2 separate regions of the Homo sapiens genome follow, and region 2 is linked to region 1. Evidence: read pairs that join two places in POLR2A ChIA-PET (ENCODE). Cell type or tissue: endothelial cell of umbilical vein. All regions are shown on one strand. Each heading gives the region's core, and the rest is flanking DNA. Links, peaks and the distances in the headings are about the cores only. Region 1 holds the start of LOC105374721 (a long non-coding RNA gene). Region 2 holds the start of RAI14 (retinoic acid induced 14).

Evidence for each region. Peaks named below come from ENCODE experiments on the same cell type or tissue, not always from the same donor. Only the 100,000 strongest peaks of a DNase experiment are listed, where the experiment ranks them.
Region 2: POLR2A ChIA-PET joins it to region 1 with 14 read pairs; 9 of 35 experiments call an interaction of 5 or more read pairs at or near these places.

What each region holds. Positions count from the first base shown.
Region 1 is chr5:34,577,512-34,594,252 of GRCh38, reverse strand. It overlaps LOC105374721 (a long non-coding RNA gene), which reads right to left and starts at 8,415. Exons shown (of 3, transcript XR_925916.3): 1 at 8,367-8,415; 2 at 5,322-5,434; 3 at 3,032-4,087. In endothelial cell of umbilical vein, for the core only: no CTCF peak of the experiment used is centred there; DNase peaks (open chromatin) are centred at 7,532, 7,952, 8,602 and 10,872; H3K27ac peaks cover 4,000 bases.
Region 2 is chr5:34,653,699-34,670,439 of GRCh38, reverse strand. It overlaps RAI14 (retinoic acid induced 14), which reads right to left and starts at 14,112. Exons shown (of 18, transcript NM_015577.3): 1 at 13,965-14,112. It overlaps RAI14-DT (RAI14 divergent transcript), which reads left to right and starts at 14,267. Exons shown (of 3, transcript NR_183264.1): 1 at 14,267-14,447. RefSeq lists a silencer at 14,105-14,154. In endothelial cell of umbilical vein, for the core only: no CTCF peak of the experiment used is centred there; a DNase peak (open chromatin) is centred at 9,829; H3K4me3 peaks cover 211 bases; H3K27ac peaks cover 2,776 bases.

The DNA of each region.
Region 1 (16,741 bases), core at 7,053-11,052:
TTCCCCTCCCATGATAATCCATTAATCTATTTATGAATCCATGAGCCTTCATGACCTAATCTCCTCTTATAGCCCCCGCCTCTCAATACTGGTGCATTGCGGATTACATTTCGACATGAGTTTTGGAGGGGACAAATATTCAAACCATAGCAGGGCCAAATGAAACAAAAAGTTAGAGGAAAGGCCAATTTTTCTCTTTCTTCTGGAACTGAGACATCCATCTTCTCCTGTTCGTGGACATTTGTGCTCCTGGTTCTCAGACCTTTGGACACCCCTCCTTGGTTCTCAGGGCTTTGGCCTTGAACTGTACTATACCCCACCAACTTTCCTGGTTCTCCAGCTCACAGACAGCTGACTTTTCAGCCCTCCATAACTGCATGAGCCAATTCCCATAATAAATCTCCTCTTATGTATCTATATATATCCTATTAGTTGTGTTTCTCTGGAGAACCCTGGTTAATACATGGCCACAGATAATTCCTACAGATGCATTGCTTTGAAGGCTGTGTTCAAAGGCCCAGGTTCCATCTCTTACAGAGCTGACAATTTTCATATAAACTTATATTAAATAGTATTTAACTTTAAAATTCCTTCACACATGTATACCATCTTATTTATCAGTAAGGTAACGAATGCCAGTATTTTATCCAGTTAATGGATGGGAGAATTAAGGTCTAGAGATGTTGAGAAATGGACCCAATGTCTGATGATGAATTGATGGCAGAGCAGGGGCTTCCGTCTTCTAACCTCCATCTCGCATACCAGATTTTTTTTTTTCCTTTTGAGACAAAGTCTCACTCTGTTGCCTAAACTGGAGTGCAGTGGTGCAATCATGGCTCACCACCTCGAACTCTTGGGCTCAAGTAATCCTCTGACCTCAGTTAACCTGGGACTTAGGACTACAGGTGCGTGCCATTGCACCCAATTAATTTTTAAAACTTTTTATAGAGACAAGGTTTTGCTATGTTGCAAGGCTGTTCTCAAACTGCTAGATGCAAGTGATCTTCCTGCTTAGGTCTCCCAAAATGCTGGGATTACAGGCATGAGCCACCATGCCCAGCCTCTTATACAGCTTTGACCTAGTCCACATGGCCTTGTGGTAGGAAGATGGGAAGGAATGAACATCACTGGCAGTACTAAGAGCTTTCCACCAACGTTGTAAGACTTGCCCCACAGTGAAGATTTATATGTCTTGAGAAACTATAATTTGCTTATGTAATTTTCCCCTCTTCTTTTCTGGGAGCCCAGTCACCTAATTTGCAAAGGAAGACAACCCCATGGCTTTGTTCCTTAACCTGGAGGCTTCAGCCTAATTGAACCTAAAAACAAAGGTTGTCTTACTCTGGGCTCCATGATATGAAGTTCCACATTAGTTTTTAAGGTCTGAATGTATATCCTATAGGAGAGTATTTATCAACATCAGCAGCTATAACAGTTCTCATTTACTGACCGCTTGTTACAGCACATGCCATGAAGCCTCATGAAGACTTAGCTAAGATGCCAGCTGGGAATGATACACCACAGGGTTCGGACACTGGTCTTTAAGATGCAGTATATGCATCACATCATTATATGGTGCTTATGTCTCTAGTAGGTAGAATATGCGGGGGTAGGAAATAAAAGTAGAAAGTGACCCTCTCATTTTCATTCCTAGTGACTGGCTTGGGGAATTTGTACTTCCTGTTTCTTTAACTTTGCTTTCTGCTAAACTAAAGATCCTGGTTCCCAAAGTGAATTGGCAGTGGGGAAGGGGGAAGGAGGTGGAGGGAATCTTATATCAGGGAATAGAGTCAAGATTTCACTGAATCTAATATTACACCTGTCAATTGGTCATCTTAAACTCCTTTGGCTAGAAGTCCAGCAAGCCAAAGAAAAAAAATTCTATCCTGGCAGGGATCATTGATGTTGGATGTCACAGGAGGCAGGCTTGCTTCTACACAGTGGGAGCGAGAGGAAGTATCTCTGGAACTCAGGGGACAGCCGGGTCCCCTCTTGGTGCTTCTGTATGGTGAACGGACAACTACAGCAACCATAGGCTGATGAAGACATGGAAATGAGGGGTGAAGGTCTAGGTTACCTCACTGGGCACACAACCTAGACCAGCGAAGGCCAGGATGGGGGTCGGGGGAACCTAGAGTGGGAGAAAGAAGAGTCAGATGATGAAGAGTAGAGTTAGAGCCTTTGGACTAACTGCAGCAGAAGGGGCTGTAGCTTGTCTCACGAATATGCCTGTGATAAATCTTTTTCTTCCTTGGAAACTATGACCAGATGCTTTGAGAAATCATTGATTGGACAGTTTCATGAGTGGATCTGAGTGTGACGGGTTGGGCTGCAGCAGATGCTGTTGGTCCTCTCTCATATTCTCTTGTCTCCCACTGGTCCTGTGCCAGCACAACTCTCACCAGCGGGCTGCTCTGGCCACAGGAGCAGGCTCGACTTGCCCAGGGACAGGCTAGAAATTCCAGGAAGCTCACAACCTCGGGAGTAGCCCTCAACCAATGCAGGATGGGAGCTGGTAGATGAATTCCCAGCTTTCTCACTCCTGGGGTAGCGCACCACTGAAGCATGAGCTCTGTAGTTTCCCAGTGGATGCCTGCGGGAATGGTCCCCAGATACCCGGCAGTGCCCACTCCTTCATGCCCACCATCTTGTTTGTCTTTACTTTCCTGCATCACTTCCCCACTTCCTTACTGGCACTTCCTGCTGTTACCTCTCAAATAAGCTGCTTGCACCCAAATCCTCATCAAATTTTGAGCAAACCCAAACTCAGAGAGTGACCAAGCCAGAAATGAGTCCAAATAATTTCGCTCCAGATTCTATGCCTTGAACTACTATGTTTGCATTAAAGAATGATCCCATAGATATAAAGAGTGCTGACAAGGAGGAAAATGATCCAAATAGCTTTTAAAAGCAGACACAAAAACTATTCCACCATTATAAGCTCTTATAGCCAAGAGTTAGTTTTTTATACAACAGTCCTTTATTTGAAATCAATCTTTGCTAGAGACTTAATGGACACTCATCGGGATGATTCTTTTCCAATAACTGTTTTATTGATTTTTCAGTGGCAGTTTTCTCAAATAACATTTGATAAAGATGGGATTGCATGATACTCAAAGAGGAACCCCTCGCCTTTCAAGAAACAACAGGCACGTGAAGTAAAATTGTGTATATTAATTAGGTGTTTCTAACAACCAAATAAAACGTTGCCCTAGACGCAGAGCAAAATTCTGGTTCCTCCACATTCACAGCTTTGTTAGCATCTTTGGGAATTATCCTCATCCTCAGAGGGAGGAAAAGAGATTAGGAAGAAGCAGGAAAATTGGGCACAGTGGTTCACGTCTGTAATCCCAGCAATTTGGGAGGCAGACACGAGAGAATCGCTTGAGCCCAGGAGTTCGAGATCAGCCTGGGCAACATGGAGAGATCCCATTTCTACAAAAATAAAAAAATTAGCCAGGTATGGTAGTGCACATGTGTAGCCCTAGCTACTCAGGAGGCTGAGGCAGGAGGATTGCTTAAGCCTGGGAGGTCTAGGCTGCAGTGAGTTATGATCATGCCACTACACTCCAGCCTGCACTCCACTTGCACTCCAGCAAAACTCTGTCACAAAAAAAAAAAAAAAGCAAGAAATGATCGCATGTCTTACCTTTCTGCACTAGGTTTGTGGAGCCTACCATTCTTCCTCTGTCCTCGGTCCACCCCTTTCTAACGCCTTGTACTCCGGTTAGGAGTCTGAACTGGGGTGAGCAAAAACCACCCTGAATAGACACTGGCCTGAGAAGGGGTTTGCAGTCTCCTTAAGAGAAGGAGGAAATTGACAATAAGCAACTATGACAAAATCTGACTCTGGGGCCTGGAGTAGTGAGCACTGGCCAGACTGATTTGTGGAGGTAGCCTGGTTGGGTGTGAAAGCACAAAGCTACAGTCATGGGTATTTCTCCAGGTCACATCTTTGTTATTTCCATGAACTGCATTGGCAGTAAAATGTAGAGCCCAACTCTGGAACCAGGTTGTCTGGGTGCCTGGACTGAGTCCCAGCTCCACCACTTACTTGGTGGTTTTACTGAACTTTTCCGCGTTTCATCTGTAAAAGAGGGACAATAATTATATTAGTCAGGGTCTCAGCAAGAAACAGATGTGTTCTCAAATTGAGAAGGGTTTAATAAAGAGACTACTCACCAAAGTGGGCAGGATTAGGGGAAACCAGCATGGGGCAGTGAAGCACCCCAGAGCTAGCAACATCAGGAAGCCAATTCTGCCCTTAGGCCCACAGGTTTTATGAGAATGAAGAGTAACTATGGATTTGCCTGTAGAAAGGGCTGTGTACTCATAGCTGTGGCTCTCAGTGGAGGAACATTGACCCTGCCATCTTTCAGACCCAATGTTTTATTCCCATTCCTGGATATTTGTGCCTCCTGTTAGTAGCCCCCAGTGGCTGAACCCAACTAAGATACAGAGTGCAAAGGAGGCAGGCTAAGGCCATCCATCAAAGCTAGCTTCCTAGGGCCCAGAGCAGAGTGCAGGAGGGCAGACAAGGAATCTAGAGGGATAGATAGAGACTATGGGGCTCAAGAATGGTAGCTACCTCACAGTGTTGTTGTGAAGATTAATATTACAACATAAAGCTCAAAGATCAATGCAGACACATACTTAGTAAGCACTGTAGTAGAGTCTGTTACATTACTGTATCCCTCATATCTCTCTGTGCCTGTTAGCATCCAGGTTGCTGCAGGATTGGTTGAGCCACTCCTTATGCGCTCAGCACCAGTCCAGCTCCTGTCACCAGGAGAATCTCTCTCTGTCAAGGCCAAATGTCTGCTTCTCATCCCTGGGGTATTGCTCTTGTATGACAGTGTCTACCTCTATAATCGGGTCCTGCATCATCTCTGAGGAAAGGAGCTTCAGAGTTGGGCCCAGGAAATGAGCCTCTGGAATGCTGGTCCCTCTGGACAACCTTTCCTTCTCATCTTAGAAAGTAAAACTCCTCCAGCCAGTTAAACACCATCCCAGACAGAAGTTGACCACATCCAGGCTGAGCAGATAGGAAGTCTGCTCTTGCTTCCTCTCTCCCTATCAGTTAGGATCTAAGGACACCTGAGAGTGAGTCCAACTCACTTCCAGAATTGAGTCTTGCCACCTACCTCCTCCAGAATTTAATAATAGATATTGCTACTATCTATTGGGCATATAATTATGGGCCAAATAGTATCTAAGAAGCTTTCCATATCTTATGACATTTAATTTTTATAGCAACTCTGCCAAGAATTAGTATCCCCATTTTACACATGAGGAAATGGAGACTCAGAAGTTTCACCTACACAATGAGTAAGTGGCAGAGTTGAGATGAGTCTGGCTGACTCCAAAGGCCTCTCCATCACATGATGATGTCAACGGATCCAATGTAAATCATGCTTTCTCTTCTAAACTTTTCCTATAGACACAAAATGCATGTAAGCAGAGAAAATGGACTTTTTGTTTGAAAAGTGTATCATTTTTGTGGGAGACAAGATTCACACAAATAGAGCGGTTTGAAAATGATCCAGACCTGTATCAAGCCAGGTGCCACAAACTTTACATGCTGTGGGAGCTTAGAGAAAGGGAAGAATCTCAGTCATTGAGTGGGACTTTGTAAGAAGTTGGTCTCTGATGAGGAGACATGCTCTGCAGACAGAAGTGAGAAATGCCGGCCCCAGCGCGGTGGCTCAAGGCTATAATCCCAACGCTTTGGGAAGTGAAGGAGGGAGGACCACTTGAGCCCAGGAGTTCAACCCAGCCTGGGCAACAAAGTGAGATCCTATCTCAAAAATAAATAAATAAATAAATAAATAAAAACAATTAGCTGGGCATGGTGCCATGCGTCTATAACTCTAGCTACTTGGAAGGCTGAGGCTGAGGCAGGAGAATTGCTTGATCCCAGGAGTTCAAGATCACACCACTGCACTCTGCCCTGGGTGACAGAGCAAGACCCTTTCTCAAAAAAAAAAAAAAAAATAAGCCAATGGACAGGGCAATTGATGGGTAAAGAGAAGGAAGAAGAGAAACAAGCCCAGTAAGTGGAAGAGAATATTGACCTCACTAGAGAAGGGAGCACTAGGGAGTAGCAGATAATGAAGAGGGTTGAGGAAGAATAAGAAAGTCTTTGAAAGCCATAGAGAGGAATTCAGACTCAATGTGGGAGAAAAAGGAACTCATAACAGTTGTGAGGGGGCAGTGCCAGATGAAAGAGTGTCAGAAAGGTTTAGATTTCAGGAGGAAGGGAAGGGACTGAGAGGAGGAGAGGCTATGAAAACATGCTAATGCAAAGCAACAACAACTGAGATAAGAAAGAGAAAATTGCAGCCACCCTTCAAAAGAAGAACTGGCCAGATATGGTAAACAAATTAGTCAGAGCAGATGAGACAAGGATGACTCCACAGTTTTCACCATGCTTGATAAAGGGGACAAGGAGAACAGACAGGGAGAAGAGTCATCTATAAATTGAGCTCATTTAAACGTGAAAGAAGACTTCCCCGAAAAGAAATGAAAAGGATCCCTCTGATAGAGAAGCAAAGTGTTTTGTTTTTGCTTTTGTTTTCTGGAGAGGAAGAATACCTAGCTTTACAAAAAGCTCCTAGATCACCAGTTCTGATAGATCAGAGAAGTCTTTGAATAAACGTCTCTCAGCTTAGAGGCCCCCTCTGTGTGTCTTGAGCTGTGTGTGACTTCAGGGTTAGTGGGCTTAGGAGTCTCACAGAGGGTTGAGGGGACTCCTCCTACTTAGTGTGTCAAAGTGTTCTTGCTAGCCCGAAAAAGAAATCTAAACAAGTCCGATTTGTCATCTTGTTAAATCTCGAGGAATTCAAAAACACATCCTTACTAATCAACTGGTCAAACACTATTTACTCATTGAGCAAAAGTCCTCATCTCGTCGGACCCTGTAAAGGTTTTATACTCAAGGCTTCCCTTGACATAGATTCATTAAACTATATACTTTCATTATCGTTAAGATGTCTAATTGTGTCCAAACTGTTGCCACCAGTAACTTGTGAATTCCATAATCTTTCCATTAAGATCTTGTATTTCCCTGATATTAGCTCCCTTTTTTGGTAAATTTAGGTGTCTCCCTGCAAAATTAATTAAAAAACTAAAATAAAACATACTTTATCTCTCTGATCAGAGGGTCCATTTTCATTTCCTTTGGGGGAAGTAATAATTTAAGTTGTTAAATGCACTTAATTTATAGGTGAATCTTCTCCTTATCTGTCTTTCTTTTTCTTATTTATCGATCACCAGCTGAGAACTGGATTTATTTGTTCTTACTAGTCTTTTAAATATTTCTTTTTATTTCCTATAAATTAAGGGAAACTCATTTTGCCTTGAAAACAACAACTTACTTCAGTGTAAAGTATGCCTCATGTTGTATGATGTTTCCTTTCTTTTTTTTTTTTTTGAGACGGGGTCTGGCTCTGTCACTTGATCTGGAGGCCAATGGCGCGATCTCGGCTCACCCAGCCTGGAATTCCCAGGCTCAAGCTATCCTCCCACTTCAGCCTCCTGAGTGGCTGGGACCACAGGTATGAGCCACTATGGCCGGTTCAAGAGATCCTTCCGCCTCAGCCATCCAAAGTCCTGAGATTGCAGGCGTGAGCCGCCGTACCTGGCCATATGATGTTTCTTTCAAACAATTTGCATGTGCATGTGTATGCAGGTGTGTGTGTTGGCGGTACGGGTTGGGGAGAGGGACTAGGGCAGAGGAAGAAGAGGGGGGTGTAAAGTTTTCTCAGAACTTAGTGGTGGGCGTGTGGCGTAGGTGGTTGAAGAGATAACAAGAGCTCACTTTAAAATGATTGCTCCCCTTTAGCCTCTATCAAATTTTTGAAGAGGCTTTATAAGACCAGACATGAAATGGCATTTCCTGATTAGCTCTCAGGAATACTACGTGTCTACAGACATGAATCACATCCCCTGTTTGTTCATTCCATTTCACAACAGGAACATGAGACATAACTCACCCAGACCTTAACCAACTTTGGTGAGGAGAGGGGTATTCAGCCTTCCTCCTGTGGGATATCCAGCCTGAACTCTGCTCATCTGGTCTGAGACAGAGCCCAGCAGTAAGATTAGAGATTAGGTGCCTGTTTGGTTTGGTCGTGCAGGTAGCCCAGTCAAGAAACTCAGCTTGGCGAGTTTCCATGGTGAAAGGGGAAATAAGAGAGTGGGCCATGGGGTATTTCTCATGTACTAAGATTTTTGAAAGCCACCTGGATCATTTTGACTCAAGGAACATGGCCAGTGCTGTACAGCCTTGTGTTTCCGTCACAATCAGCCACCCATACTTCCCCTCACTCCTTTTCCAGCCAGGTGCTGCCATTCGCCTTTCTTACCTTGCGTGATGGATGGTGGAACAGCTTCCCGAGTCAGCAGGAGGTGAATAAGAGCTCCTGGTGGGGCTGGAAACTTCTGTTTCATGTTTACCTTTGGTTCCTTTGTTTGTACAGCCTTGTACTGTTTTCCATCTAGATTTCTGACCCATTGCCTCCTAGCAACAAGTAGCTTTTGTCTATGCCTTTACCCCTGACTCACTGGTCTAGATTGTTGACCCACTATTTTGCCAGGATCTCTAGGTCATTGTACTTCTTACTACTACCTGTCCCTCTCTTGTTTCCTCCCCTTTCCTTTTTCCTTCCTTCTATTTGTATACATTTACTGAGGATTTAGTGTGAGTAAGCTATGAACAAGTTCTGGGGACCCCACAGCTTTAGCAGAGAAGATGGATGGAGATAAGTAATTATAATAAAGTGGAATAGGTATTATGCCAGAGTTAGTAGAGGGAACAGTGAAAGACTTTATATAGGGCTGGGGAATCTGTATGAGACAGAGAGGGAGACATGAGACTGGAAGGGAAACCAGAAGCCAGAATTTTTTTTTTTTTTTTAAGACAGAGTCTCATTCTGTTGCCCAGTGCCCAGGCTGGAGTGCAGTGGTGTGATCTCAGCTCACTGCAACCTCTGCCTCCCACGTTCAAGAGATTTTCCTGTCTCAGCCTCCTAAGTAGCTGGGACTACAGGTGTGCACCACCATGCTCGGCTAATTTTTGTATTTTCAGTAGAGACGGGATTTCACCATGTTGGCCAGGCTGGTCTTGAACTCCTGGCCTCAGGTGATCCACCTGCCTCGGTCTCCCAAAGTGCTGGGATTACAGGCATGAGCCACCACACCCCACCAGGAGCCATATTTTATAAATCATATTACAGAGGATGGACTTTATCCCAAGGACCACCAGAAGCTCTGAAAAGACTACTAATGGTTAATATCTATTGAGCAGTTATCATGGGTTTTTCCTACATTAATATTCTCACATTATCCTTTGGTGATAGGTATTATTTGTTAGATTTGTTTTACAGATGAGGAAACTGCGACTTAGAGAATATATCAGTCAGGGTCCAACCAAGGCAACCAAACTTCTTCTAAGTATTTTAACCAAAGGAAATTTAATCCAGGGAATTGGTTATGCAGGTGAAGGAAGAGGAGAGAACCCAGACAGCAATGGTGAGGCAGCTGAGATCAGCAACAGCAGAGAGCAAAAGGGAACGGGCTGTGTTATTGAAGCCCAGGGGCCAGTCACTGTTCAAAGCTGGAACCACAGGAGACATCACTGAAAACAGACATGCCTGCAAGTCCCCACCTTCCACCATCCAGGGTCCTTATTGACTGAATCCATCTGGAAGCCAGAGGGCCTAAGGAATGTAATAGATAAAACAGCAGGGGAAGGATACTGTATTGGTGTGGGTCCCAATGGAAATCAGACAGCACACTCAAAGTAGAATAATTTGAGCAGGGTTGATTTACTAAGAGCTAAATTACAAAGATGGGGGAGAATAGGGGAACCACAGGGGACTTCAGAGTGGTTACCATCTGCTGTGGTTTTGATAATTGTCTCCTCCAACATTCAAGTTGAAATTTAATCCCCAATGTGTCATTATTGACAGATGAGACCTTTAAGGGTCCTAAGGGCTCTCCCCTCCTGAATGGATAAATCCATTCAGAGATTAATGGGTTGTCATGGAGTGAGCTTTATAAGGAGAGGAAGAGAGACCTGAGTTCACCCACTCAGCCCCCCAACTATATGATGCCCTGCACCACCTTGGGACTTTGCGGAGAGTCCCCACCAGAAAGAAGGTTCTCACCAGATGGCCCTCTCAACCTTGGACTTCCCTAAGCTATGAGAAATAAACTGTTTCTTATAAATTACCCAGTTCCAGGTATTCTGTTATAAATTACAGAAGATGAACTAAGATGCTATCTCTAGGGCCAAAGAGATAAGGAGAAGAAGAGGTTGTTGAAACCTGAAGGGAAAAGGAGTATTGTAGAGCACGCCACTTGAAAAGGAGTGCTGCTTTCTTGTTGAGGGACACAGCCACAACCTCACAAGGAGGTACCTTATAGAATATATACTTTGACCTCCTTCTCTTTCCTTCCTCTCATCAGCTGGGGCTCTGTATTGGCCAAGCCCGAAGGGAAGTTTGAGGGCATAAGAGCCCTGTCAATGTAGTATCATTTACAATTTCCATTTTAGAGATAAGAAACCAAGGCTTGGAGAGTTTAGGCGACTTTTTCAAGGTCACACACCTAATCTGTAGAACTGGAAATTGAACATATGTGTGACTCCGAACCCATATTTGTTAATCACTATACTAGACTCTTTGTCCACAGGATCTTTCTTGCATTCATGTCTCAGACCTGATATTTCCACTTTTTGCCCATCTACCTTATTACAGAGTCAAATTTGCACAGACCCTCAGAACTCACAGAACCTTCTGCATCTTGTGACTGTTTCCTGTTGTCTGGATTCTGCCTCTCAACACTACTTTGGTTCTTCCTGTTTTAGTAAATGAACATCTATTCACTGCTTAACACCACTTGTATTACTAACATTTCCTGTGAAAACACAACAGTTCTTACAGAAACAAGGGTGTGGCCCACACAAATCATAGGATTCCCAGGTTTTCAGCCTAATATAACATAAAAGTGTTTTCTACCAGATGCTGGGTGTATACTAGCTAAAACCAACAGGTAGAAGGGTCAAGTTCAAGAAGGAATTCCAAAGATAAAAAACTATATATTTGAAGATGTTTGTTGTTGCCTTATTTATATTGGTGAGCCATTAGAGGCAGCTCAAGTATCCAACAACAGGAGGACTGCTAGATTAGTGATTCTCATCAAATACTGGGTGGAAAGCTTCCCCTTGCCCATTTCTGCTTAGAGCATTTTTTTTCAAGGCAGAGCCTGTCTCTGTCTTGCCCAGGCTGGAGTGCAGTGGCATGATCATGGCTCACTGCAGCCTCGACCTCTGGGGCTTAAGTGGTCTTCCCACCTCAGTCTCCCGAGCAACTGGGACTACAGGGGCATGCAATAATATTTTAATAGTTTAAAAAGTCAAATTAAAAACACTTATACACAAAATAATCACATTATTTTCCCAGGAAATCAAAAAATAAGAGTTATCTAGTTTTCCCCCAAGTTGTTTTATAAAACCAAACTGTCTGTTCAGCTGATGGGGCCAGGACTGTCCCCAAATTCTTTTGCAAGAAGGGAATTTCGGCTCTCAGTCTGTCTCTAAGGGGATGGCTATGGGGACTGTATTTCTCTCCCAAGCCTCTTGAGGGAGGTGTGCAAATTGCACAGCAGAGTCTTGGGGCCAAGGGCTGAGCTAAGTCTTTGAACACCAGCTACTGGGCGGGAAGCAGTTAGCACCTGACTTTGTTTAAGCTGTCCCCACCAGCTGTTCTATCCATGGCTGGGAAGAGAGCTGGACCACTTCCACAAATGGAGTAAGCAAAGTTAACACAGAACTAGCCGTGAGTGAAATTTCCAGGGAGTGTAGGCTTTGTACAAACAGAGTAAAGACAAGAAGAGCAGGTAGCATCGTAGGCAACTAGAACAATGGCTGGCTGCCCAATGGTAGTGATCTTCCTTGTGAGGGTGGCAGATGAGGGGAGCATGATGCTGAGATAGCAAACACTTTTTCCCAAACTAGTGGGAACATGTGACCCACAGGAGTGCCAGCCTCTGTTCTGGGTCAGCCTTAGGTGAAGAGGTTGCCTATGATATGTGCTCCTAAAAATGACCTACTTTTTCTTTTAATTCATTGATTTCATTTATTTATTCAACAGATTGAGTGCTTACTATGAATTTCCTATTCTAGGGTCTAAGGATACAGGAATGAACAAAACAGGTGATAATTCCCTACTTATGGTATTTATATTCTAAAAGGGAGGCATAAAACCACTACAATAAGTAAAATGTATAGTATATTGAATGAAGGTATGTGCTGTGGAGAACAGTCAAGCAGAAATGAGGGAGGGAGCATGTAAGGGGGATGTAAAGGTCTTCAGGGAAGCCTCACTAAAAAAGGATGACATTTAAGCAATACCTATTTTATGTTTAGAAATTTTTTTAGAAAAGGTGTAAATTCAGGAAAATACAATAGAAAGCACCCATTCTCTCATTTCCAGAGATAATCACTGTTAACATTTTGTTGATATCCTTTTACACTCTTTCCTACGTGTGTTTGAACATGTCACATATTTAAAGGTATGTATGTGTATGCATGGATACACATGCCTTTCTCACTTTCCAGCACAGCCACAGTTTTCCTTCTTACAAAACTGCATCATCACTTCCACTGGCCACAGGAGATGGGGAAGGGTATAGCATAATGGGGGAGTCAGGGGTCTCACCCCAGTCCGGCCGCTTATGTAAGATTTCTGTGTTCCAATTTTTTCATCAGTAAGATAGGGACCATAGGATTTAACTCCTAGTGTTATTTAGGGGGAGGAGGGGCAATCAAATGATTTACTACTTATGAAGAACCTAGAAGAATCCTTGGCACATAGGAAACGTCTACCAGGAGTTAGGACAATTGGTACCATTTCGGAGTAGAGCCACTTCATCTCTGGGATGGTTTTACAAAGTCAGACAGCAAAGCAGAGCAGGACAAGGAGGGCCTTTTGTCCCTGGTAATGTGTTTGGATCTAATTCCCGATGCTGCGATGCTGCGGGAAGCCTTGGAGGGCTTTAAGCAGGGGCGTGGCTTGCCTGTATTTATGCAGCTGTGTGGAGAATGAATTGTAATACAGCAAAATGCTTAAAGGAAGGGCAGCCATGAGGCTGTTTCAGTAACTTGGACAAGAGATGGTGTCGAACTGGAGAGGTGCCAATGAAGGTGGTTAGAACTGATCTGATTGGACATATATTTGAAAATTAAAGTCAATAGTGTTTAGCTATGGGGCTCTGAGCAAAAGATAAAAGAATTGTGGGGCTTCCTGGCTATGGGGAGAGTGGTAGCATTTAGATGGGGAAGGCCAGGAGTCCACACTGGGGCTGGGTGGGTGGAGCACTAACTCTCTTTGGCCACATTAACTCCATTACCAGGCTTTGCCCTTCATTATCATCATCACCTTAGCTTAGGCCCTGTCCCCTCTGGACCAGACTATAGCTCTAATGGGTGCATCACAGATGTCCCTGACCCCAGCCCGTGGCCTTTCTATGACTCTCTCATGTGGCTTTTCTTAATTCTTCCGTGAGTTTTCCCACTCACTGGCCTTATCCTCTGCTTGCCTGTGCCTGGCTCACGGGTTCAAGGCCAAATCCAAGCATCACCTCCTTCACAAAGTTCTTTCCCTTCTGAATTTCAACACAAATTATGTGCATCACCCATTTGGTTTTTAGCACGTTATTCATATTTTCTTTTAAAAATGTGTTTAGGGCTGGACGCAGTGGCCCACGCCTGTAATCCTAGCACTTTGGGAGGCTGAAGCAGGTGATCACCTGAGGTCAGGAGTTCAAGACCAGCCTGGCCAACATGGCAAAACCCTGTCTCTACTAAAAATACAAAAATTAGCTGGATGTGGTGGCAGACGCCTGTAATCCCAGCTACTCAGGAGGCTGAGGGAGGAGAATTACTTGAACCCTGGAGGTGGAGGTTGCAGTGAGCCGAGATCACACCATTGCCCTCCAGCCTGGGTGACAGAGCGAGACTCCGTCTCAAAAAAAAAAAAAAATGTGTTTAGGGCCAGGAATAGCAAGCTCATGCCTGTAATCCCGATACTTTGTGAGGCTGAGGAGGGAGGATTGCTTGAGCCCAGGGGTGTGAGACCAGCCTGGGCAACGTAGGGAAACACTGTCTCTACAAAAAAATTAAAAGAAAAGCAACTAGCCAGGCATAATGTTGTATGCCTGTGGTCCCAGCTACTTGGGGGACCTGATGTGGGAAGATCACTTGAGCATGGGATGTCAAGGCTGCAGTGAGCCATGATTGCTCCACTGCACTCCAACCTGGGCAAAAGAGTGGGACCTTCTCTTTAAAAAAAAAGTGTTTATGTTCCTCCACTATCCCCTGAACCCTTGCTGACAGGGCCGCAAAGACAGAAACAGTGTCAGGCCCTGGGGGCTGAATGTGTGGGGAGTTTTATGAGGCAGGGTAAAGACAGAAGGGGCCTTTAGGGGAGAATAACAAAGAGGACGACTCCACTCACTTCACGGGAGCTCAGGGATGGCTCTGCACACCATCCCATTTGTGCTAAATTCCACCCAGAGTGGTATTTATGAGTCCCATTCCCAAGGGACTCATATCATCTGGTTCGTATATTTAGGCCATTTTCTCTGGTGTATGAACTGTCCAGAGAGAGTAGGAGATGGTGGAGCAGGAAGCCCTTTGGATAACTGGCCACCTGTCCTTGTTTTCCCGCAGGCCCTGTTCTGTTGTCAGCCAGGTTCTGAGGCTAAACAGAGGCAAACCCATTGCTGCAGAGCTCATCCCTGGCCAGTGCTCTGGGTTTATAAAATGCCTGAACTGCTGTCGTTCATTGGTTCCAGTGGTCAGACCAGCCTACTGGTAAATGGATATAGTTTATTTTTCAGTGCCTGAACAAAAGTGTCTTCCCTGTGGACCTCTCCAGGGCCTGGAATTATTTTATTAGTCTCTTCTTTGAGTCAAATTAAGTATTAAGAGTATGTATGCCATCATTAGAGGTGATCGACATCTTGGTCCAATTCAGTTTATTGCATTAACCAGCAGGCAAGGTTGGAGTGACCCTCCCTCCCTTTACCCTTTCTCCTTCTCCTTCCTCCCCCTCTCCTTTCTCCTCTTGCAGCATCTGTTCACAGGCACACTTTGGTAAGGTTGGGGAAGTGGTGCTGCAGAGGTGTGGATCTGCTTCAGGGAGCCTTCTGGAAGTTCAGGCCCAGAGTGGAGAGCAGTGAGGGAAGTGCTGGAGTGGCCTGGGGCTGCAGGAAGACACTGGGCTTCTTGGCTGAGCACAAACTTTCACAACAGCTCCTATGGTAGCCTGAGTGATGGCCACCGAAGACATGCATGCTTGAATCCCTGGAACTTGTGAATGTTACCTTATGTGGCAAGGGGGACTCTGCAGATACAACTAAGTTAAGGACCTTGGGATGGAGAGATTTTCCTGGTGGGCCTCAAATGTGGTTGTCAGTGTCTTTATAAGAGGGAGGCAGATGGAGCTTTAACACAGATGAGGAGACAAAATGACCACAGAGGCAGAGATGGGAGTAATGAGGTCATGAGCCGAGGATTCTTGGCACCCATGAGAAGCTGGAAGGGGCAAGAAACAGGTTCTCTCCTGGGGCCTCCAGATCCCTTGATTTTAGGCCTATAAGGATGAGTTCAGACTTCTGGTATCCAGAATTGTAAGAGAGTAAGCTTGTGTTGTTTTAAGCCACCAAGTTTATGGTACTTTGTTATAGCAGTGGTAGCAAATGAATACAGTTCATGGGCACACTCTAATTCTGGGTTCTCTAAGGAGGCTCCTGAGACCTAAGGGTCTGAAAGATGTAGCTTCATGAATGCTTGGACCCAACAGGACACCCCAGGCTGAACAAGGCCTTTGCTCTAGGTCAGATTTGCTCTCCCAGGGGAGATCCAATCAGTTTAAAATGGAACCTGCGTGCGGTGGCTCACGCCTGTAATCCCAATACTTTGGGAGGACGAGGTGGGCAGATCACCTGAGGTCAGGAGTTCAAGACCAGCCTGGCCAACATGGGGAAACCCCATCTCTACTGAAAACACAAAAAATTAGCTGGGTGTGGTGGCAGGTGCCTGTAATCCCAGCTACTTGCGAGGCTGAGGCAGAAGAATCGCCTGAATCCGGGAGACGGAGTTGTGGTGAGCTGAGATTGCGCCATTGCACTCCAGCCTGGGTGACTGAGCCAGACTCCATCTCAAAAAAAAATAAAATAAAATCTAATGTATATGATTCATTTTGAAGCATCGGCTCACACAATTGTGGAGGCTGAGAAGTCCCACGGTCTGTCATCTTAAAGCTGGAGACCCGGGAAAGCTGGTGGTCAAGTTCTGAGAGCCAGAGGGCTGATGGTACATGTCCCAGTCAAGGGCAGGAGAAGATTAACATTCCCATTCAAGCAGTCAAGCAGAGAGAGCAAATACCCTCTTCCAGCACCTTCGCTTTCTACTTAGACCTTCAATAGACTGGAGGATGTCTTCCCATACTGGGGAGGGCGGTCTGCTTTACTCAGTCCACTGATTCAATGCTAATCTCATCCAGAGACACCCTCACAGACACACCCAGAAATAATATTTAATCTGGACACCGCATGTTTCAGTCGAGTTGAGGTTTAAAATAAGCCTTCACGCACCCTTACAACTTAGGTGCCATTTCCCCCCACTGAGCTCCCTTCTTATCCTCTGAGAACACAAGGAGGTATTACTCACAAC
Region 2 (16,741 bases), core at 7,358-11,357, 76 kb before region 1:
ATTTAATGCCCACAAGCACTTCAGAATTAAATTCTACTGTTATTATTCTCAGCTTCCAGACTAGGAAATTGCAGCAGAGAAAGTTTATTTAGCCAAAGGGGCATAGCTTATAAATAGAGGAGGCTAGATTAAACTAAGGTTCAAGTTCCAAGCCCAACACGTGACACTGGGCTGCACGTGAGACAACACCAGTAATTTTTAAAAGTCTGGCCAACTGACCAATCTTTTTAGTACTTAATAGAAAAAATTCAGTTGCCTTCAAAGACGGAACGAGTCCTCAGAATTACTGCTGGCACATAGAGGTCCCTCTAGGAAATACGAATGGACCAATTTGCAAAAGGCATTCCATTCCTTCTGGCTGTGTGTCCTCACGCACCCCTGCCTCACTGGAATGGAGTAGCATCTTTATTTCTTTGTTCTCACATGTAGAGCATATGCTTAAGGAATAACTTTATTAAATTCACGGAGTCAACAAATCCTCTTCCATATAGCTTTGCTAAAGATACAAAGTCAATAACAGAGAAAATATAAAGAGAATTATAGACAAGTGAAGTGGCTATTTTTACGTTCGCCTGGGCTGACAGCAGACTGAGATGGAGGTTTCCATGTCTTGGCAACAATTTGGAAAAGCAGAACGTTTAGATACTTATGTACTTCTCTAACATTAGGACATTTCTGTTCCTTAAGAAATTATTCCATCCTGCACAACTCTCTCTACCCTATAAAAAAGAAAATACTGCAATTCTTCAGGACAATCTAAACACTGATATTATACAAATGGAATCCTGAAAAACATCACCCAGTGAGACAAGAATGGGGCAGAGGTGCACAGTGCTACTGTTCGGGAAGCCACACACAAAAGCGCCCACAGCCAGCGGCCTGCCACCCGAGCCTGTAGCACTTATCACCAGGACAGGGTGAGCTGCTCCTTGTTTCTTTTGCCACAGTGGATATAAACACCTACTTTCAATTTATTTGGTCAAAGAGGCATAGAATCAAATACCCTTTGTTGTAGGGACTATGCACTTAAAAATAATCAGGGGTTGGTTTAAACAAGAGACAGAAAGAAAGCCTGTTGCCAAACAAGGCACAAACAGTAACAAAGCCATCAACAGATTGGCCGGGAGACAGGCTTGAGATAGGTATCACCTGGAGGAAATCAGTGCATCGTGTGCCTGTCTCATTAGGCTTTTAGAGACTGTAGAAGAAAAGCAGTTGCAAAAGGAAACAAATAGCACACCCAACACTGTGAAAAGTTGTATAGCACAGAAAGAACCTAATTACTGGCTGGGTGTGGTGGCTCACGCCTGTAATCCCAGCACTTTGGGAGGCCAAGGCGGGAGGATCACGAGTTCAGGAGATCAAGACCATCCTGGCCAACATAGTGAAACCCCGTCTCTACTGAAAATACAAAAATTAGCTGGACGTGGTGGCACACGCCTGTAGTCCCAGCTACTCAGGAGGCTGAAGCAGGAGAATCGCTTAAACCTGAGAGGCAGAGGTTGCAGTGAGCCGAGATGATGCCATTGCACTCTGGCCTGGGGACAGAGCGAGACTCTATCTCAAGAAAAAAAAAAGAACCTAATTACCTAGGAATTTATCAAGATTGCTGAGTGGCTGTATACATCATGAAGTTAGCGGCAGACATGAGTTTTTCCTCAAAAAACACACTCCAAGAAAATCTTGGATGGTAAGTATATGGATATTGATGACAGTTTCCATGCCGATATTTTAAATAGTTTTTTTTTCCCAATTTAAAAAAGCTCATAAAAAATGTGAAATGTTTTTCTCAAAAGAGAAAAATGATATCAACTCCAAAGAAAATCTAAGAAATTTTTTTATTTCTTTAAACAAAGACCCAAGAAGGTTGTGAGAGCATTTGAATCAACTTGCACCCATGATAAATAGAAACTGGGTCTGAAGTGGGCCTGTGCTTGGAGACAGAAAGATGAAATACTCAGCACCTTGCCTGGTGCTATGGCCTCCTAACATGTTAAATAAAGGACACTGAACCCTTCGTGGGGCCCACCTTTTTTTTTTTTTTTTGAGACAGAGTCTCGCTCTGTTGCCTAGGCTGGAGTGCAATGGTGTACTCTCGGCTCAGTGCAACCTCCGCTTCCCGAGTTCAAGCAATTCTCATGCCTCAGCCTCTCGAGAATCTGGGATCACAGGCGTGCGCCATCATGCCCAGCTAATTTTTGTATTTTTAGTGGAGATGGGGTTTCACCATGTTGGCCAGGCTCGTCTTGAACTCCTGACCTCAAGTGATCCACCTGCCTCAGCCTCCCAAAGTGCTGGGATTATACGCGTGAGTCCACCCCTGTCTTGGCTGTCTTTCCTAGAGAAGAAAGAAAATGCAGCCGGTTGTCCATGAGCCTCCTGTCTCACAAGTTCCCACATCCTCTGGGTGGCTGAGAAGAGGCCACTGTGTATGCCTCTCCTGTCTCGGCAACAGAAGTAATTCCTTTCATTTTTGAAAAAGGATCAATCACCAATATGTCAGCTTTCATGGGAGGAGATGTTCAAATTACTTGAGCATTCTTGTCAGATTAAGAGCCTCAGCATGGAATCTGTGAGCTCACCAACAAAGCCTGACAAACATTTGTTACACGGTTCTCACAGCCAAGGGCCTGGGTCCTGCACCTTTTCTGACCTTCGTGCTGCTGCTCAATGCCATTGGCCTCCCCTGGAACTCCCAATTTTTACCCTCTTCTTCGAGGTGAATTGTCCAAGTCTATACAAGTCTTCTGCACTTAAGACTTAGGAGTCTTTCCTCAAAAATCAAAAGTAGCCCAAGGAAATTCTGGATGGTAAATATACCGTTATTGGCTATAATTTCTATGCCTATGTTTTAAATAGTTTTTTTCCAATGCAAAAAAAATAATAATAATAAAAAAGGCTCAGGCAGGGCATGGTGGCTCATACCTGTAATCCCAGCACTTTTGGGAGGCCACAGCAGGCGGATTGCTTGAGCTCAGGAGTTTGAGACCAGCCCGGGTAACATGATGAAACCCTGTCTCTACAAAAATACAAAAATTCACCAGGAGTGGTGGTACACACCTGTAGTGCCAGCTCCAGGGAGGCTAAGGTGGGAGGACTGCTTGAGCCCAGGAGGTCAAGGCTGCGGTGAGCTAAGATTGCACCACTGCACTCCAGCCTAAGGGACAGAGCGAGATCCTGTCTCAGAAAAAAAGAGAAACGTGAACATTTTCTCAAAATAGAAAAATGATATCAATTCCAAATAACAATTATAATTAGCTACATACAGGAGTCTCAAGGTCACTGTTGACCTGTGAGAGAAACAGAAAAGTATAATGTGTAGAAGTGCAGTGCTGAGCAGCCAGTACCAGGGTCTCATCCATCTCTGCCTCTCATTAACTGTCCCTTTCCAAGGGGCCATTTCTCTAGGCCTCAGCCTCATCTGTGAAAAGAATTCCCTCCCACCACCGCCACCCCATTCCCACCACTAACAGTCGCCTTGTACTGTGGCAGATTGCGACCATATCTAACCTGGCTAAAACTCTTAAGTCCCCGAGGGCAGGGCTTGTCATTCATCCAGAGATCTTCTAATACCCAATTATCCCATCAACACATACTGGTAATGGGAAACCTGACAATGACTACGGCCAGCCCTGACCTTATTCGAGGACAGTCCAGCAGCAAAGTGCCTATGGCAGAGAAGGTGCTCAAGTCAATTACAATGACCCATCTGAAGAGCTTCTGTCAGGTCAGGCAGGCAGCCTGTTACAGGCAGATCCACAGCCCTTTTTGCTTGGTTTTTGACTGAAATGGCTTGAGGACGTCACCCAAGGTGAATGCTGATATTAGCAGTTCTGAGTACAGCTGACGTGGCAGTCCCTTCCCCCATGCACAATACTTCCCACAGAAGCATGTTTTCCTCCAGAAGAGCAGGCTTCCAGCTGAGGGTCAGTTCCTCAACTAAAAGTGTGGCCCTGTCTTCTTCAGGTCCCCATCAAGACAGCCACATCAGGCTGGGGGGCCAAGAAGAAAAAGGCAAAGTGAAGAGCCAGTTGGGGATATTTCCCCCACTGGGCTGAGCAGCCAAAGGCCTACCTGTGAGCCTAGAAGTACTGTCAGGAGGTGCCTGGGACACCTACTGTGAGACTAGGAGTACTGTCGGGGGGCCGGGACATCTGTGAGCCTAGGAGTACTGTCAGGGGTTGCCTGGGACACCTACTGTGAGCCTAGGAGTATTGTCAAGTGGGGCGCAGGACATCTCCTGTGAGACTACAAGAATTGTCAGGTGGGGCCTGGGACATCTCCATTCCTTCCTGTTAACAGCAAAACTGGGAAACTGCTGCCACCAAAAGCTGAAGACAGAACAGACCCAACTCCTTGGGGTGAGAAACTTAAGACTCATCCTTAGAATTCATCAGGTCTCTGTGAAATAGTCATATTACAAAACCACCTTTTCATTGCATATAAATTGCATTTTATTACATCCAATAGAAATAGATCCTAAAAATGGTCAATAGTATGTTGACTGGTTGACATAGCAACCGATGACTAGTTTTCAAATTGAGAGTATAAAACCCACAATTATTACTTTTCACTCATGTATGATAGGTTTTCGAACTGTGGGTGGCAGTGGGGTGGGGAATAGCGGCACATGATAGAAAAATAGAGCCCTTGTAATTGTATTCTCAAACTTTGAGAGGTGGTCATTGTGGGTTCTTAACCTGGGTATTCCAAGGAGGTTTATAAATGGCCTTAGGGCAAGGAGTTCCATGAAACTCATGAGACTGATAAAAATTATGAATTTATAGCATCATTGTACATACATCAGTTTCTCCAAGGAAGAATGGTCCAAAACCCCCATCAGATTTGCAAGTGTCCATCTATGCCTCACGAATATTTAAGAATCACTGCTGGATGGTTTTCTCTGGTTTGCAAATGGATTCCTCTTAGAGAAAAAAAAAAAAAAAGAAAAAAAAATGGAAAACACTTTACTCTGTGCTGCCCTAGTGCAAAAGGAGGCTTCTCTGGCCTTTTATTCTCCATCAGTTAACACTGCCTGTTTTCTGAGTGTCTATCACTTCAGCCAGCAAAAGGAACTGGACAGACTTAGTGAAAGTGAAAAGAGGTAGATGCTGCTTGTTAGTTTTAGAGTTATTATCTCTTTGAAAAGAACAGCTAAATTAAGCAAACTGATTGCAAAAACGTGGAACCAACCCAAATACCCATCAATCAATGAGTGGATAAAGAAACTGTGGTGTGTGTATATATATACATATATATATGTGTGTATATATATATATACACACACATATATATGTGTATATATATACACATACATATATACACATATATATACACATATATATACACATATATATACACATATATATACACATATATATACACATATATATACACATATATATACATATATATATACACATATATATATATATACACATATATATATATATATGATGGATACTACTTAGCCATAAAAAGGAGTGAACTAATAGCATTCACAGTGACCTGGATGAGATTGGAGATTATTATTCTAAGTGAAGTAACTCAGGAATGGAAAGCCAAACATCGTACATTCCTACCCATAAGTAGGAGCTAAGCTATGAGGATGCAAAGGCATAAGAATGACAAAATGGACTTTGGGGACTCAGGAGGAAAGGGTGGGAAGGGAGTGAGGGATAAAAGACTACAAATAGGATGCAGCGTATACTGCTCAGGTGATGGGTACACCAAAATCTCACAAATCACCACTAAAGAACTTACTCATGTAACCAAACACCCAGTTCCCCAATAACCCATGGAAATAAAAAATTTAATAAATAAATTAATTAAGCAAATTGAACTTATCTAGATCATAAGAAAACAGAATATCTTATCGATAACAATACCTAAAATGGATATGAAAAATTAAGTTGAGCTTTAAAAGGTAATATAATAAATAAGTGTAAGGGAAACTGGTTCCTTGATAATAAGCTTTGGTGTTCACTAAATGTCAATTTTTTTCTTTCCTTTTTTTTTTTTTTTTGAGACAGTGTCTCGCTGTCACCCAGGCTGGAGTGCAGTGGTGTGATCTTGGCTCACTGCAATATAAATATACTTTTTTTTTTTAAAGTAGATATGGGGTTTTGTGCCATGTTGCCCAGACTGGTCTTGAACTCCTGAGCTCAAGTGGTCTGCCCTCCTCAGCCTCTCAAAGGGCTTGGATTACAGGCAGCAGCCACTGTGCCTGGCCTAAATGTCAATTTAAGAAAATAAATAAATAAATAAGGAAAGAAAAAAAAAGAGCCCATGTATTTCCTTCCACTGTACAGTAAGCTTCTTGGACTACAACCACCTTTTCTCACAACTAGATTCTGCTTATTTAGAAGCAGGGATTAGCAAATCATGAAGAACTTCCCAAAGGTGTCCCCTTGCCCCGGTGTGACATATGGTCATGGAATTATACGGCAAGACTAATTTCCAGTGAATGCCATTCACTACAGAAGGGACTGGCCTAGATCGCAAGTAAGGTTAGATGAGGTGACACTGATCACAAAAACCCAGCTGGTGAATCAATCAAGACACAATGCACAAACTTCCGCAAAGAGTGGATAAGGAGGAAAAGTGTTTCTTTCACATCTTCTGAACTTCGACTTCGCACTTTGTTGCTGATTTCTGCCTTTTGATTATTGTTTAATTCTCCTCTAGACTAGGACAACTCTATATCTGATGACCGCCATGAGGGGCTTAATGACCTCTGAGGCAGGAGTAGTTGAGAGATGTTAATCTCCTACTGTGTGGCAGATACTCTACTGGACACATAGAATATAAAATTGAAGAACAAGGCATGCTTCCTTCAGTTAAACAGAAGAAGGTACTGCTTTGTTTTTAAACACATGGTTAAGTCAGTAAAGTTACTTTTTATTTGTATTTATTTATTTTTTTAGACAGGGTCTCACTCTGTTGCCCATGCTGGAGTGTAGTGGTAAGATTTTGGCTCACTGCAACCCTCGATCTCATGGGTTGAGGTGATCCTCCCACCTCAGCCTCCTGAGTAGCTGGGACTACAGGAATGCACCACCATGCCCAACTAATTTTTGTATTTTTTTAGAGACAAAGTTTCGCCATGTTTCCCAAGCTGGTCTCTTAACTCCTGGGCTTAAGTGATCTTCCTGCCTCAGCTTCTCAAAGTGCTAGAATTACAGGTGTGAACCACCATGCCTGGCCAAAAGTTACTTTTTAAAATACTGATTAGATTTGCTGATATCTCTCAGTGGGCCTGATGTCAAAGACGAGGCTAATTTTTTTGTTCATTGTAGATGGCTGGAGCTAGAAAATTGACATTTGATGAACAATTTTTATCTTTTGTTGAACCACCTGTACTTTTCAGCTCATGACTAACTACAAAGGGAAGAAATATCTTTAAACTGGGCATGGTGGCTCACACCTGTAATCCCAGCACTTTGGGAGGCCAAGGCAGGTGGATCACTTGAGGTCAGGAGTTCGAGACCAGCCTGGCCAGCCATGGCCAACATGAAACCCCATCTCTACTAAAAATACAAAAATCAGCCGGGCATGGTGGCATGTACCTGCAGTCCCAGCTACTCAGGAGGCTGAGGCAGGAGAATTGATTGAACTTGAGAGGCGGAGGTTGCAGTGAGCCGAGATCACCCTATTGCACTCCCGCGTGGGCAACAGAGTGAGACTCTGTGTCTAAAAAAAAAAAAAAAAAAAAAAAATCTGTTTAAATTGTGCAACATTTTACTAATAATCATATAATTCTATGTTTATGATTTTCAGCTTAAAGTTTAACCCTATCTGGATCCATAATATACTGATTTCTTTCAATATCATTTTATTACAGAGGATACAATAAGAAATGTAAATGGTGTACTTCAGTATTCTAGTAATGTTTTAAAGGATATCATCAGTATCGTATACCTAATATAGTTCACTGGGAAAAAAAATCTAGACTCCTTTTCCCTATCACCATATAAAATGCATCCAAGAGGCCTCTGATATATTTAGCTTTGTTTTGTCAACTCCTATACTCATCATGCAAGGTAGAAAAAATTCAGTTGGCTTCTACTGAAACAATGCATTAGTGCTATAATAGTGAATGTTTTTTGTGCCATGAATTAAGGACTGTACGATGTGGCAATTCTTAGAGTATATCTAGGGACCTTTCTACATATTAGTTGCTCCAACATCTTCAGATTAAGGTTCTCATTTTCCTTCCATCATGAAAAATACATCCCTCCTCCCCCTCCAAAAAAATCCTCATAGATAAAAGCACAAAGTCAGGGCAATGATGATGTACACTCTGCAACAATCCAACAAAATACACTGTTTGTTCTTAGAAACGCAGTGTGGACCGGGGGCAGTGGCTCATGCCTGTAATCCCAGCACTTCAAGAGGCTGAAGCAGGAGGACCTTCTGAGCCCAGGAGTTCAAGACCAGCCTGGAAAACATAAGGAGACCTTGTCTTTGTAAAAAGTAAAAGAAAAACTAGGCAGGTGTGTTGGCACGCGCCTGTAGACACAACTATTTGAGAAGCTGAGGTGGGAGGATCACTTGAGCCCAGGAGTTCCAGAACAGAGCAAGATCCCATCTCAAGAAAAAAGAAAGAAATGCAGTGTGCTTCATGTTGCTTGGGATGGCTGCTGGCCTGTTACTGCAGATGTCGTGTGGAATACAGTCAGCATCTACTGGTTATGCATCTTCCACATTCATCGCATTGGAAACCAGGTTATCACAAAAGGAAAGATGGGTGTGCTTCCAAGCACCGTGTTACTTATGTTTTCCTCTAAATTCAGGATTAGGCAAAATGTTGGGAGAAAAAAAGTCTGAAGACATTAAGTGGCTTATAGGATAAATCACATAGATTTAAAAGGAGTGGTTTCCCTAGAAGACATAAGTTTTCTTACCCTGAAGGAATCTGTAAATATGAGATATGGTGCACATACCAGCACCATTTAGGATATCCAGTAAGTGTTAAAGGCGAAATTCCACAGAGAAAAAATAACAACAAAAAGCATATCCATTTGTTCATCAAACATCTGTTTACCTGCTAGGGGTCAACATTGTTCTAGACACCATGAATACAACAGTAAACAAGAGTGGCAAACCCCATGCCTTTGTAGAGCTCATAATCTAGTACAGAATACTGATATAAATTATAGATTGAGTATCCCTAAACCAGGAATCTGAATCTGAATCTGAAATGCTCCAAAGTCCAAAACTCTTTGAGCACCTACACGACACCAAAGGAAAGACCCACCGGAGCACTTCAAATTTTTGGATCAGGAATGTTCAACCATGTAATACAAATACTCCAAAAATTTTAAAAATATCCAAAATCTGAAACACTTCTGGTCCCAAGCATTCTGGAATAAAGAATACTCAACCTATACACGGCAAGCTAGAAGGTGGTAAGTGCCTTGGAGGTAAATAAAGCAGGGATGAGGTTGCAGGCTGGACTGGAAGGAGGTGTCTCAACATAACACCTGAAGGGATGACACAGCCATGTAGACGTCTAAGAGAAGTGCTTTCCAGGTAGTGGGAAGAGCACATGCAAAGGCTCTGAGGCAAGACGCCTGGTGATCCTTTTGCAGAATTCACGAGCATGATGATTGCATGTGTAACATGTGTCTGACATGAACTTAGGGAAAAAAAAAAAAAAGAATGTGCCCAGCAATTTGAAGGAATGAGGACGCCAATGTGTTTAAATGCCTTAAACTCCTTTCAGCCTGAGTGGTTACCATTAGGGTAAAAATGCGTCACTAACACAGCAACATTTTCACAGACTCTTAGAACAGGAATGTGCCTTTGTAAATGCTTACTCCTACCCCTTAATCTTACCAAAGAAATGAGGAAGAGGAGGTTGGGTGAGTAATCCAAGGTCACACGGCCAGTGAGTAGCTGAGAAAAGGTTTCTGCACAAGAATCCCAAACAGCACCATGGATTTGTCTCATGCTTCAATTTTACAATGAAGAGCCACTTTTTCTTTTTCTTTCTCTCTTTGAGTTGGAGTTTCACTCTTGTTGCCCAGGCTGGAGTACAATGGCCGGTGGGATCTCGGCTCACTGCAACCTCCACCTCCCAGGTTCAAGCGATTCATCTGCCTTAGCCTCCCGAGTAGCTGGGATTACAGGCATGCGCCACCACGCCTGGGTAATTTTGTATTTTTAGTAGAGACGGGGTTTCTCCATGTTGGTCAGGCTGGTCTCGAACTCCTGACCTCAGGTGATCCACCTGCCTCGGCCTCCCAAAGTGCTGGGAGCTGAGACAGGGTCTCACTCTGTCGCCCAGGCTGCAATGCAGTGGTGTAATCTAGGCTCACTGCAGCCTTGACATCCAGGACTCAAGCAATCCTCCCACCTCAGCCTCCTGAGTAGCTAGGACCACAGGCACACCACCACACCCAGCTAATTTTTGTATTTTTTGTAGAGATGAGGTTTTACCATGTTTCCCAGGCTAGTTTTGAACTCCTGAGTTCAAGCAATCCTCCTGCCTTGGCCTCCCAAAGTGCTGGGATTACAGGCATGCAACACTACACCAGTCCCACTTTTCTTAATTAAAACAAAGAAAGAAAAAAGAAAAAAATAATCCAGCCAACTATGTAATCTTCTTAGAATTTAATCAGTTTCACTTTTTTAGTCAACAGATAGCCAAGACCATACAAGCACCCTAAATATTTGTTGAAGAATGAATAATAAATGCAATATTACCTAAACTTCATTACCCAGCAACTAACTAAATAAGTGTGTAACAGAAAAATGTGTGCACAAGAAAACATCTCAGGATGTTTATTGTACAAACTGTTATAGTAAAAAGAAATAAAAATAAAAATGAAAATGGAAATAGAGTGTCACTCAGCAGAAAAAGTGTAACAGTGAAAAACTAGGCCAGGCACAGTGGCTCATGCACTGTGGAAGGCTGAGGTAGAAGGCTCACTTGAGGCTGAGAGTTCAAGGCCAGCCTGAGCAACATAGTAAGACCCTGTCTCTACAAAAATGAAAAAAATTAGCCAGGCATGGTGGCATGTGCCTGTGGTCCCAGCCACTTTGGAGGATGAGGCAGGAGGACTGCTTGAGCCCAGGAGATTGAGGCTGTAGTGAGCAGTGATCACGATACTGCACTCCAGCCTGGGTGACAGAGCGAGACCGCAGCTCAAACAAAAAACAGTGAAAAACCAGAAACCCTAACTTACTCTTGGCAAGGGAGTAAATATACTATACTTTTTTCATACACTGGGATTCTCTGTAACAGCTAAAGTGAATAAAGATCTATTAACACATGTATCTCAAAAACATAGTAAGTTAAAAATGCAAGCTATACATAGGTAGAATTATGCCATTTATGTAAAATGTTAAACACAAACTCACATGTATTTTTTTGTGGATACAGTGTAGTTCCAAACATGCTTGAGAACTGTGTGCGCTAACTTCACATTAGAGGTTACCTGAGGATGGAGGCAAAGGAGTAGGAATAGATCAAATATTTAAGTTATAGTTTATTTTTCCGGGGGGGGAGAGGTATGGATCAAATATGAAAATATTAGCAACTATTAAACCTAGGAAGTAGAAGACAAAATGGCTTACTATACTCTGTTTTTATGTATGTTAGAAATATTTCATACTTATTTATTTATTTATTTATTTGAGACAGAGTCTTGCTCTGTCGCCAGGTTGGAGTGCAGTGGCGCAATCCCAGCTCACTGCAACCTCCACCTCCCGGGTTCAAGCGATTCTCCTGCCTCAGCCTCTCAAGTAGCTGGGATTACAAGTGCGTGCCACCACGCCCAGCTAATTTTTATTTTTTGTATTTTTAGTAGAGACGGGGTTTCACTGTGTTGGCCAGGATGGTCTCGATCTCCTGACCTCATGATCCGCCTGCCTCGGCCTCCCAAAGTGCTGGGATTACAGGCATAAGCACCATGCCTGGCCCTTATTTTTATTTTTAAAGGATGAAAAAAAAGGAAAGAAGGAAGGGAGGGAGGGGGTGGAGGAAGGAGAGGCAAAAGTTGTCCACTGCATTCTATTAATTCCAAGGCCCAGTTGTTCTTAACCTCCAAATCTGCTTCTTCACTTTTAAAGCCTAGGTGATAGTACGTGTACCTGCCTAGAACATGCTTTGAAAACTAGCAGACTGGAGAGAGAATTTCACTGTCAGGTTCACTACTGGTGGGCGGGACACTACATCATTCCCCTACGGAATCCCTAGGGGGCTCAGCATCCTTTCTGTCTCTTCAATTCAGATAACAGTAATAAGATTTTCCAGCAGGGTTATAATCACACCACCACCACCACCATCTCCAAAAAGCCATAAAACAATAAATTCATTACTGAAGCATCTCAGTGAATGGAGATGAAAACTGTGCAACAGCCCAGCACGGGATAGCTCTCCCAATCTCTGTTAGACAAGCACTGGCTAAAATATAAGAACTGGATCAATCTCCTCACATAAAATCAACTGTCTTACAAACCCAAGGGGGAAAAAAATCACACTTGTTAGGCATCATTAAGAAAAGATTATCAGATTATATACATCAGTAATAAAATTCCGAGCCACAGGGCGAACAGGGACCTGCAGGCTGGGGACAGAGCAGCCAAAATCCAGCCTCCCTGTGATTCCCGACCTCTTCTCCAACTCTGTGCAAAGCCCGAGGAGGTGAGACTCTCTTCGCTAAGGCGAGCTTCGGCTATGTCCTAGTGATGGACAGTTCCTCTCTGCCAGGCCCCTGCAGCCTTGAGACCACATTCCCCAGAGATCCGGCAACGTTTCCCCATCCCAGGCAGCTGGGCATTCTCCTCTCCCGGAAGGAAGACGGAATCCCACCCCGATCATGCGTGAGCTGCGGCGAAGAGAAGCCGCTGGTCCCGAGGCGAGGGGCCTCGAGTCCGCAGATTCCCCTCAACATTTCTGGGAGTAAAGTTGGGCTTAGCTGGGCTCCTGGCAAATAAAGAGGAGCCTGGAAAGACAGCCATGCTCAGGCCCCCGTGAGGCCACTTCGGACCCCTCCACGCTGTGCTGGGCTGCATCTGCCTTAATTCCCCGTCTGTTGCTTCTCCAGGCTCTGAGCCCCCTCCACAAAAGGGGGATGCGAAACTCAAAGGAGTTAGGATGTCAACCCTGCAAACCGCAGAAACTAAACCGACACCAACCTGCCCAAGAAGGCAGCGAAGGTGGTTGAGGACGACACCCCACCCCCCACCCCCCACCAGGCAGGGGTCGCGGGAGATGGCGGGCGCCTTTCTGGTGGCTCCACGTCCTCCTTACTCCCGAAGTCCCGGCGGCCCCGAGTCTGCCCCAACTCCAGCATCCGTTCTCCCCGAGCTGCGGCGGGGAAAACAAGGTAGGGGGCAGGGGCAGGCCCAGAGGGGTCTCGCCCCCGCCCTTGGGCCGGCCGAGGGGCTCCCTGGAGTCAGAGGAGGAACAATAGCGGACCCCGCGTCCTGGGAGCCACCCGGAGTCTCCCGCTCGCACCTCCCTCCCCACCTCCTCCAAGTTCAGCCGGGAGGCGGATTGGGCTCAGCAGCACCGACGCGGGGGCAGCGAGGCGCCGCGCGGGGCGAAACAGGTGGGACCCGGCGCAGACTCCAGGGTGCATCTCCGGGTCTGCTCATTCATTCCCACCCGCGCTCCCTCCGCCGCGGCCCCTGCCCCGCGCCCCGCCCCAGCCGGCCTGCGAGTCGCGGAGGACCCGGGAAGAACCCTTCTCCTAACTTGGCCGGGTCTTCCCGCTCTACCCTCATCTCCACCTTCCTCTCCTTCCTCTTGTCCCCAGATCTGCTCTCCGCAGACAGTGGGCTGCCGGCGGTGGACCAGGGAGAGGTGGCGGGACCCCGGCTGCAGCCCGCTCAGCCGCTCCGCCCGGGCGCCGTCCCCAGCGCCTCCCGCGCCCGAGCTCCAGACACAAAGGCGGGGACACGAGCCCGGGACCCCGCGCCGGGAGCCTCCCAACTCCGTGCCGCGCACTCACCCCATCGAGGCGGCGGCGGCGCTCCCCGGACCCAGCTGGCTGCTCCACCCCGCCCGCCGCTTCCCCAGGAAAACGCGGCCGCCGGGCTCGCTTCCTGCTCGGCTTCCTGCGCCGCAGTCCCTCCTCCTCCCCCGCTGCGGGGGTCAGTGGGCGCCGAGCTCCCGGGCTAGGCCGGCGGGGCGGGGGCAGCGGCAGCACCACCACGTGGCCGCCGGGCGCCGGCCCCCGCCGACCTGGATCCAGTGGGAGCGGGAAGGGAGGCGCTAACCATTCCCCTCCCATTCCACCCCTCGCGGCCCCAAATTCCGCGAGTCAGGTGACCCGGCCCCGGGCTCTGGCCGGGACCTGCGGGGGGTGCTCTCCGCCCTCCAGCCCCCGGCGCATCTCCCCGGCCCGCGCGTCCCGGCTGTTCGTGGCTTGCTTTTAGTCTCCAGGGATCGTGGGACCCTTCTCCGCGGATCTGTTTCATCCTCTTAACCTGAAGTTAGTGGAAGCCCCCCACGCTCTGACCCCTGGGTTTAGGACGGATGAGATCCCAGATACTGTTTATTTCTGATTAACTTCCAAAGTCGTTTGTGGTAGTGGCGAGTGTTTCAAAGTCACGGATCCAAGCCCCTTCTGACCAGAATCTAAAAGGTTGTTTTCCAAAATCATTGAACAGAAAGTAAAGTAGAATGTGCTCACGTTCTCCGGACTGAACCAATTGGTTGAAGTGACTGTTTTCTAGCACTCATTGGGTGGCAAGGCAAGACTACCACCGTTCAGTGTTGTTCTGCTCAGGAGTTAGAAAGGAGAAACCTACAGCCTGAACTGACAGGCGAGATTGCGCATGGGAACGCCTTCAAAATAGTGTGTGAGAAGCCACGGGGTACAGGCTCACTGCCCCAGGTCCCCGACAGCTTCTCTCCCTATCCCAGCCCACTAAGGCCCGACCTTTCAATTACGATGGACTCCACCATTAATTCCAAGGATTTCAAAGCTCTCTATCTACCCACTCATCTAATTTGGGCTGGCTTTTCCATGCATTCTAGTCATGCTAACCAGCTGTGACTTCAGTTCTGTTCACCTAAGCTCCTCCCTTCTCCTCGTTAGCTCTGCCTCCTTTGCTCAGGGAAGAAAGCTTTCTAGAATAAATAACGTATTGAGTTCTTTCTGGGATCTACTGTAAGTCAATTGAACTTAAGAGGGAAAAAAGGTCGATTCCAACAAAATTGAAATTCACCCTAACAGCTCAGTTTATAACGTGTCAGCTACATACTAATATTTATATGGCAGATATTACCTGTTCCCTCCCCCCGCCCCATCCCCCTTTCCTTCCTCCCTCTCCCTACTAGGGAAGAGCCTATCTCCCCTTTAACAGTTGAACTTGACAAACAAGCATCAAAAGCCTTGTAACTAGGTGCAGGGTCTTCACTTCCTACAGCAAAAGTTCCTTAGCCAAGTGAGGAACAGCTAAAGCAAGATGTACACTCCTCTTCCTGTCCTTTATCCCTCTCAAACAAAGTCACACTGTAAAAGAAACATGAACTGACCAACATTCTTTTGGTTTAATGCTGGCAATTTCTACAATAGTGTTTCATCGTGATTCTTGTTAATGACATATTGTAGGGTATTTAAGGGGAACATTACTGCCTGTGAGTTTTCTGCTCTATTTTTGCAGGTCAGTCTGGTTCAAGTAGGGGCAGCTGGGAGGATGGGATTTGGAGCATGGTACAGGTAGATGATGCTGTCTTGGAAATTTGACATGTGTGTATTCTGTAGGAACAGTTGACATTTTGAAGGAGTTAAAATATTAGACAACATTAAACAATGATTGTCTAAGGCAGGCACATCTGACTTTGATTCACAGAGGTCCTGTCCCTCTTCTTTTTTCTCTGTCCCAGCCACCTCCAAAGAGCCTACCAGCCTATCACCTCTTAGATTCCCATAGGTGGTTTGTATATGATTCTCCTTAGTTTACACTCCCACCCTCTAAAGTCAGCAAGTCTAACTCTGGATGAGGGATCGTTGTGAAAGTATTCTTATTTTTTTGGGCTGTGCCAAGATCCTTTTCCAGATCCCCACTTTTGAAACTCAAAGCAACTTTGTAGTCTGTAGACTGAGCATGGCAGCTAAGTTCTGCCAACTGCAGGGGGATTAGTGGGGAAGTAAGAGGTTCAATAGCATCTTCTTATTGGTTGTGTTGCCCAGGCGTTTTAGAAATGCTAATTGGGTTCATTGGATACATTGAATACCACCCTTTGATGAGAACTAGGCCCAGGTGAAAGGGGTTGAGTTAAAGAAGCAAAAATAAAATGACCAGCTAACCTGTGTAAAGTAGTAAAACCTTTTGGGAGGAGCAGTATGTTGCATTCCTTTATCCAAATATCAAGGTAACAGCAGTGTAATATGTAGTGCCATGAGCACCAAGAGCAAGGAGACTGGGTTTCCTGACCCATTTCTTTTGCTTACTTGCCATTTGACCTTCACCAAGGGTTTTAACTTCCCCTGTTCCCCCTTTCCTCATTAGTAGAAGGGAACATCAAAGTACATGACCTCCAAGATCTTTCTTTTCTTTTGTTTTCTTTTTTCTCTCTTTCCTTCTTTTCCTTTTTTTCCTTCCTTCCTTCCTTCCTTCCTTTCTCTCTCTCTCTCTGTCTTCTTTCTATCTTTGTCTCACTTTGGTGCCCAGGCAGGAGTGCAGTGGCACAATCATGGCTCACTGCAGCCTCAACCTCCAAGCTGAAGCTTTCCTCCCACCTCAGCCCCCAGGTCCCACCTCACTAGCTGGGACTACA